Regions from separate parts of the Homo sapiens genome. Here region 1 is linked to region 2. Evidence: read pairs that join two places in POLR2A ChIA-PET (ENCODE). Cell type or tissue: PC-9. All regions are shown on one strand. Each heading gives the region's core, and the rest is flanking DNA. Links, peaks and the distances in the headings are about the cores only. Region 1 overlaps PAX8 (paired box 8). Region 2 overlaps ACTR3-AS1 (ACTR3 antisense RNA 1).

Evidence for each region. Peaks named below come from ENCODE experiments on the same cell type or tissue, not always from the same donor. Only the 100,000 strongest peaks of a DNase experiment are listed, where the experiment ranks them.
Region 1: POLR2A ChIA-PET joins it to region 2 with 17 read pairs; 1 of 35 experiments calls an interaction of 5 or more read pairs at or near these places.

What each region holds. Positions count from the first base shown.
Region 1 is chr2:113,239,632-113,242,545 of GRCh38, reverse strand. It overlaps PAX8 (paired box 8), which reads left to right. Exons shown (of 12, transcript NM_003466.4): 6 at 416-538; 7 at 820-995. The region is part of intron 1 of PAX8-AS1 (PAX8 antisense RNA 1); the gene reads right to left. Among named protein-coding and RNA genes, the nearest start is that of PAX8-AS1, 4.8 kb to the right of the region's middle. RefSeq lists an enhancer at 427-1,626. In PC-9, for the core only: no CTCF peak of the experiment used is centred there; DNase peaks (open chromatin) are centred at 1,425 and 1,945; H3K4me3 peaks cover 634 bases; H3K27ac peaks cover 2,500 bases.
Region 2 is chr2:113,832,558-113,835,471 of GRCh38, reverse strand. The region is part of intron 3 of ACTR3-AS1 (ACTR3 antisense RNA 1); the gene reads left to right. Among named protein-coding and RNA genes, the nearest start is that of ACTR3, 56 kb to the left of the region's middle. In PC-9, for the core only: no CTCF peak of the experiment used is centred there; a DNase peak (open chromatin) is centred at 1,251.

The DNA.
Region 1 (2,914 bases), core at 257-2,756, 590 kb after region 2:
AGTTGTGCCACTGCGACGAAGTCTGGCCTGTTCCCAGGGCAGATTCACTGAACTATGGAGAGGTGCAAACACTTGAGACAGCTCTAACTCCAAGAATCCCTCCCACCAGGAGGCCCCCTGGAGGAAGGACCTGAGCCCCTCCAGGGCTCAGTCCATGGTTCGGCTTGCTGCCTCCTGCACAGTGTCAGCAGGGACTGTGAGGGGTGTCACTCTCACTCCCTGACCCTCTCCCTCTTCCCACCACCGCAGTCCCCCCAGAGTCACCCCAGGGCTGTAAGGGGTGTCCCACCCCTTGCTCCTCTCCCTCTCCCCCAGCCCCTGCAGTCCCCAGCTCAACTGTAACTACCCCAGAGTCACCCAGGGCTGTGAGGGGTGTCACTCCCACCCCTGACCCTCTCCCTCTCCCCCACTGCAGTCCCCAGCTCAGCTGTAACTCCCCCGGAGTCACCCCAGTCGGATTCCCTGGGCTCCACCTACTCCATCAATGGGCTCCTGGGCATCGCTCAGCCTGGCAGCGACAAGAGGAAAATGGATGACAGTGAGTGCTGGGACAGGAGGGCAGCGGGCGGTGCACGAGAGCAGTTTGCTCAGGCTTTGATGGGGACAGAAACCCTTCCACTTATGATATGGGACTTTGTAGGGGCTCTGCATGTGACTGTCACATGTCCTGTCCCTCAGTTGGCCAAGGCTCCTGGGCCCACGTGGCTGGCCCTTTTTCTCCCTCCACAGTGAGTCAGCTTGGAGTCAGTCCTCTACTTTGGCCTAGAGCATGAATAGATAGGTCCCCTAAAAGCTTTCTTCCTTCCCGGGGGGTACCAGGTGATCAGGATAGCTGCCGACTAAGCATTGACTCACAGAGCAGCAGCAGCGGACCCCGAAAGCACCTTCGCACGGATGCCTTCAGCCAGCACCACCTCGAGCCGCTCGAGTGCCCATTTGAGCGGCAGCACTACCCAGAGGCCTATGCCTCCCCCAGCCACACCAAAGGCGAGCAGGTGAGAAGCTGGGCCCTGGGAGGTGAACAGGGTGGGCAAGGGCCAGAGAAGGTCTATTCTCCAAATGAGCCTGTGCTCCATCAAAGCAGCTGGAAGTTGCATCAATGGGCTCAGGGCACCTGCCTTATGCAACTCCAAGCCTGACACATGCTTTATTTTACCAGATGCCCTGGCATCTTCCTCCCTTTCTAACCCTCCTGGCTTCCTTCACCCAAAACCTTTGAGCCTGGGCCTTTCAGGGATGGCAGCACAACCTGATGATGCTATCCCTTGCCATCAGCGTCTTTCCCAGATTGCAACATCACGTTCCACAACTCTGAAGCAGTAGCACAAAGCCTTCACATAATGACCTCAGCCACTATTTCCTAGCCCCACCTTTGGCCACTCATCCTGCACACCCCATGCTCTTGCATTACTCATGGCCCCGAGCTCACCACCCTCGCTCACACCTCTCTGCCCTTGCACACTGTGTGCCCTCCACACAGAATGCCTTTCCTCCCACTTCTCTGCATGGAAAAATACCACTAGCCTTCATGACTCAGCCAAACATCACCCTCTCCGTCAGTCCTCCCCTGCCCCTCCGACATGAATCATCTCTCCTGCCTCTTGCCCTTCTGCATGTCCCACATGCTGCTCTCAGTAGCTTCTCACAGTGTCACTTAATAATCTAGCAGACAGACAGGTACAAAGACACGCGGACTCCTTAAGGACAGGGAAGCCTCATGAAACGTTAAACATCGTTTTTATTCCCAGCACCTACCATTGTGCCCCCCTTATAATAGACAGTAATGGTATAGTGAATGAATGAACAAATGAATGAGTTGAGAAATCCAGAATAATACATCACAAGCTACAGCGAATTTTTCTTGCTAGTGCTCAGGACAGGTGAAATGAATCATAACAGGTTGGTGTCCGTGAAAAGCTGACAGAGATGTGAGAGGTCCCACCCTGAGGCCAACAAAGACTCTGCAGCTCTGGCAGAACCACTAAGCTCTCAGCTCCTAGTCATCACATCTTTTTCCCTTAACCCTGCCAAGTCAACCAGATGAGGAGTGTCTTCAGGGTGGGTCTGTTGCCCCTCTTTGCCCATGCCGTCATTTGCTGTAGGAGTGAGGCAAGTCCATATGCCTTTAAGAACCGAGTAGGACAATGGAGATGATGCCAATAATCAGCCCAACCACTTCCAGTGACCGTCTGGGCTGCTGGTCCCGTGCCAGCACTCGCAGCTGGGCAGGCAATCTGCATCAGCAATTTTATCAGCGTTGACTGTGGCAACCACGAGCGTGCAGAGAAAGCTGACCATCAGCAGCATGGGGAGAGGGCCTGGGGTGCTCACGCACCAGTCAGCACACAGCTCCAGGAAGGAAAGGGGTTGCAGTGGGGGGCCTGCAGGAAGCTCACTCTGTGAGAGTAAGCCTGCAAAACTCAGTGTGCAGGCACCAGCCACTCAGTGAAAGTAAAGAAACCCTGCTGATGAGACTCTGGACACCCGCTGAGTCCCAGAGCCATTTCCTGGCTCCATCCCTAAGCCCCCCAAAGGACCCTGCTTGACTACAGAGCACCCCCATGCCATGCTGGCATATGAACATGGGGAATCCTGGAATGAGAAAGTCTTTGAGCTTTCAGGGACCTCCATGACCACCTTGTCCAGTTTCTCCATTTGTGTGGAGATAATCCAAGCAAGACAAGGAGGGCTTGGGCAATCAGAAGGTTTTGGAGCTCAGGCCTGCCAACCCTCATTTCATTCAGACTGGTCCACTGTCACCTGTTTCAGATATGGTGCTTCTACGTAAACACTTATTTGAAGACTGAAAAAAAAAGCATTTGAAAACCATTAAACTTCTCCAACCACTCATCTTTCAGATGAGGAGACTGAGGTCCAGCAGTGTCCATAAATTATTCATTACCTCCTCAGTCAA
Region 2 (2,914 bases), core at 240-2,739:
TGAGCCCAGAAGTTGGAGACCAACCTGGGCAACATAGTGAGACCCTGTCTCTATAAATAAATAAATAAATAAAATAATAAGAAAGTTTGAAGGGTCATTTTGTTTTATAGTATACATATAATCATATAACTTTGCTATTTGCATATGGAGGGCGACAGTGAATATTCATTATCAAGAAGGGCTTTGGATTCAGAAAAGGTCGGATTTTTTATTCCAATTGAAAATGGTCTGGAAATACACATGCACAGTTGTTTGTCCTCGTTCACTGTCTCTTTCTTTCTCTCTCTCTCTCTTTTTTTTTTTTTTTTTGAGACGGATTTCACTCTGTTGCCAAGGCTGGAGTGCAGTGGCACAGTCTCGGCTCACTGCAACCTCTGCCTCCCAGGTTCAAGGGATTCTCCTGCCTCGGCCTCCCGAGTAGTTAGGATTACAGGCATGTGCTGCCACGCCCAGCTAATTTTGCATTTTAGTAGAGACAGGGTTTCTCCATGTTGGTCAGGCTGGTCTCAACCTCCCAACCTCAGGTGATCCGCCCGCCTCGGCCTCCCAAAGTGCTGGGATTACAGGCATGAGCCACCGCCTCCCACCTGCAGTTGGCTGTTTGTTGTTTTTTTGTTTCTTTGTTTTGTTTTTTTATGCTGCCCCGCCCCCTCTGGTTCTTTGTTTTACAGAAAAAAACAGGCCCAAATTGAAGGCTATTCTTTGACATAACTGGCCAACACTCTTCAAAAATGTTAATGTTGTGAAAATAAAGATTGAGAAACCATTAATGCTAATTTCCTGATATTAATCATTGAATATTTATTATTAATTAGTCTGAAACTATGTTATAATAGTTACTACGTATACATAGACTATGTAGAAACTTTGTGCTCCATTGCTAACAGAGTGCACATTGATGCAATTTCCCTGAAGGATAATTTGGCAATACCCTTCAAAAGCAGAAACGTACATACTTTTTGATCAAAAATTCCGCTTATAAGCAATTGTCCTACAGAGTTGGTTTCACATGTGTGAAATGGTTTAAATAAAATTGCGTATTCATTATAAGGGCAGCAGGCCAGGCGTAGTGGCACAAACCTGTAATTTCAGCACTTTGGGAGGCCGAGGTGGGCAGATCACTTGAGGTCAGAAGTTCCAGACCAGCCTGGGCAACATGGTGAAACCTCGTCTCTGCTAAAAATACAAAAATTAGTCGGGCGTGGTGGCACATACCTGTAATCCCAGCTATTCAGGAGAGTGAGGCAAGAGAATCGCTTCAACCTGGGAGGTGGAAATTGCAGTGAGCTGAGCTCATACCTTTGCCCTCTAGCCTGGGCGACAGACTTAGACTCTATCTCAAAAGAAAAAAAGAAAAAAGACATTGTAAGGGCAGAGTTTGGAAGCAATGTACATAACAGTAATGGGATTTTTTTTTTTTTTTTTTTTTGAGATGGAGTCTCCCTCTGTCACCCAGGCTGCAGTACAATGGCGCGGTCTCAGCTCACTGTACCCTCCGCCTCCTGGGTTCAAGTGATTCTCCTGCCTCAGCCTCTGGAGTAGCTGGGATTACAGGCGCCCGCTACCATGCCTGGCTAATCTTTGTATTTTTAGTAGAGACGGGGTTTCACCATGTTGGCCAGGCTGGTCTGGAACTGCTGACCTCGTGATTCGCCTGCCTCGGCCTCCCAAAGTGCTGGGATTACAGGTGTGAGCCACTGCACCCGGCCAGTAATGGGATGGTTTTAAGTAAATTATGATATACTTTTAAAATATAGTAAAATGGACACAATAGATTCCTATAAATGTACTTTTCTGGAAAGAATCCCAAGAATAGGGTTATTATTAACAGAAAAAAGTAAAGCATAGAACATTTGGTAGAATATGCCCCTATTTGTGTGTGGGAAAAGGTATATGTGTATGTATGTATATGCATTTATTTTATTATGCACCTATCTATATTTTGTATGCACATATACACATATATTTGTATACTTCTGTATATGTTTATATACATATATTTGTATACATTGGTATATGTATATATTTGTAAATTAATAGGATAGCTCTCTAATGATGCCTAAGAAAGTTGAGAAAATTTTGGCCTCAGAAAGGAACTGAGTTGCTGGAAGAGAGAGGGTAAGGGAGACTTACCTCAGTATTTCCAGTATTTCACTTTGTGTTTTGTGCAAAATATGAGTATTCCTATCTTTAAAAAATTAATTAATAAAAATACTATGTAGAATGTTAGAGAGCCAATATGAAATCAATAGAAAAGAGTGAACATTTTTTAATAACATCAGTGCAAGCAGATGGAGAAGGAACTTGTACTGAACAATTCTCCAAATATAGAAATAATTTGATTTTTTTTCTCCAAAGGCAGAAGAACAAGGGGCAGGAAGCCAGAGAAAGTTAGACAAACATGGCATGTTCAGAAATCTGTTTCCAGCTTAAAGGTTATCTTTTTATAGGATGAGGATTATCACGTGATCCATTTCTTCTTTTTCAAAACCAAAGTAAAGTGGTTAATTTTATGGTATATAAATTATACCTCAATTTAATAAATACATTAACTTTTAAGATGTTAAGGATGATGATACATTCATCGGCCATCATATTAGCCGGGCGTAGTGGCATGTGCCTGTAATCCCAGGTACTGCAGAGGCTGAGGCAGGAGAATTGCTTGAAGCTGGGAAGCCGAGGTTGCAGGGAGCCGAGATCGTGCCACTGCACTCCAGCCTGGGTGACAGAATGAGACCCTGTCTCAAAATAAATAAATAAATAAAATTTAAAAAATCAAAATTACTATATAATAATAGTTAAAATAAAAAGTTTAATACCAAAAAAATTTATTTAGCAATAAAATGAAAGAAAGTTTGTTTTTTTTTGAGACAGAGGTTTGTTCTGTCGCCCATGCTGGAGTGCAGTAGTGTGC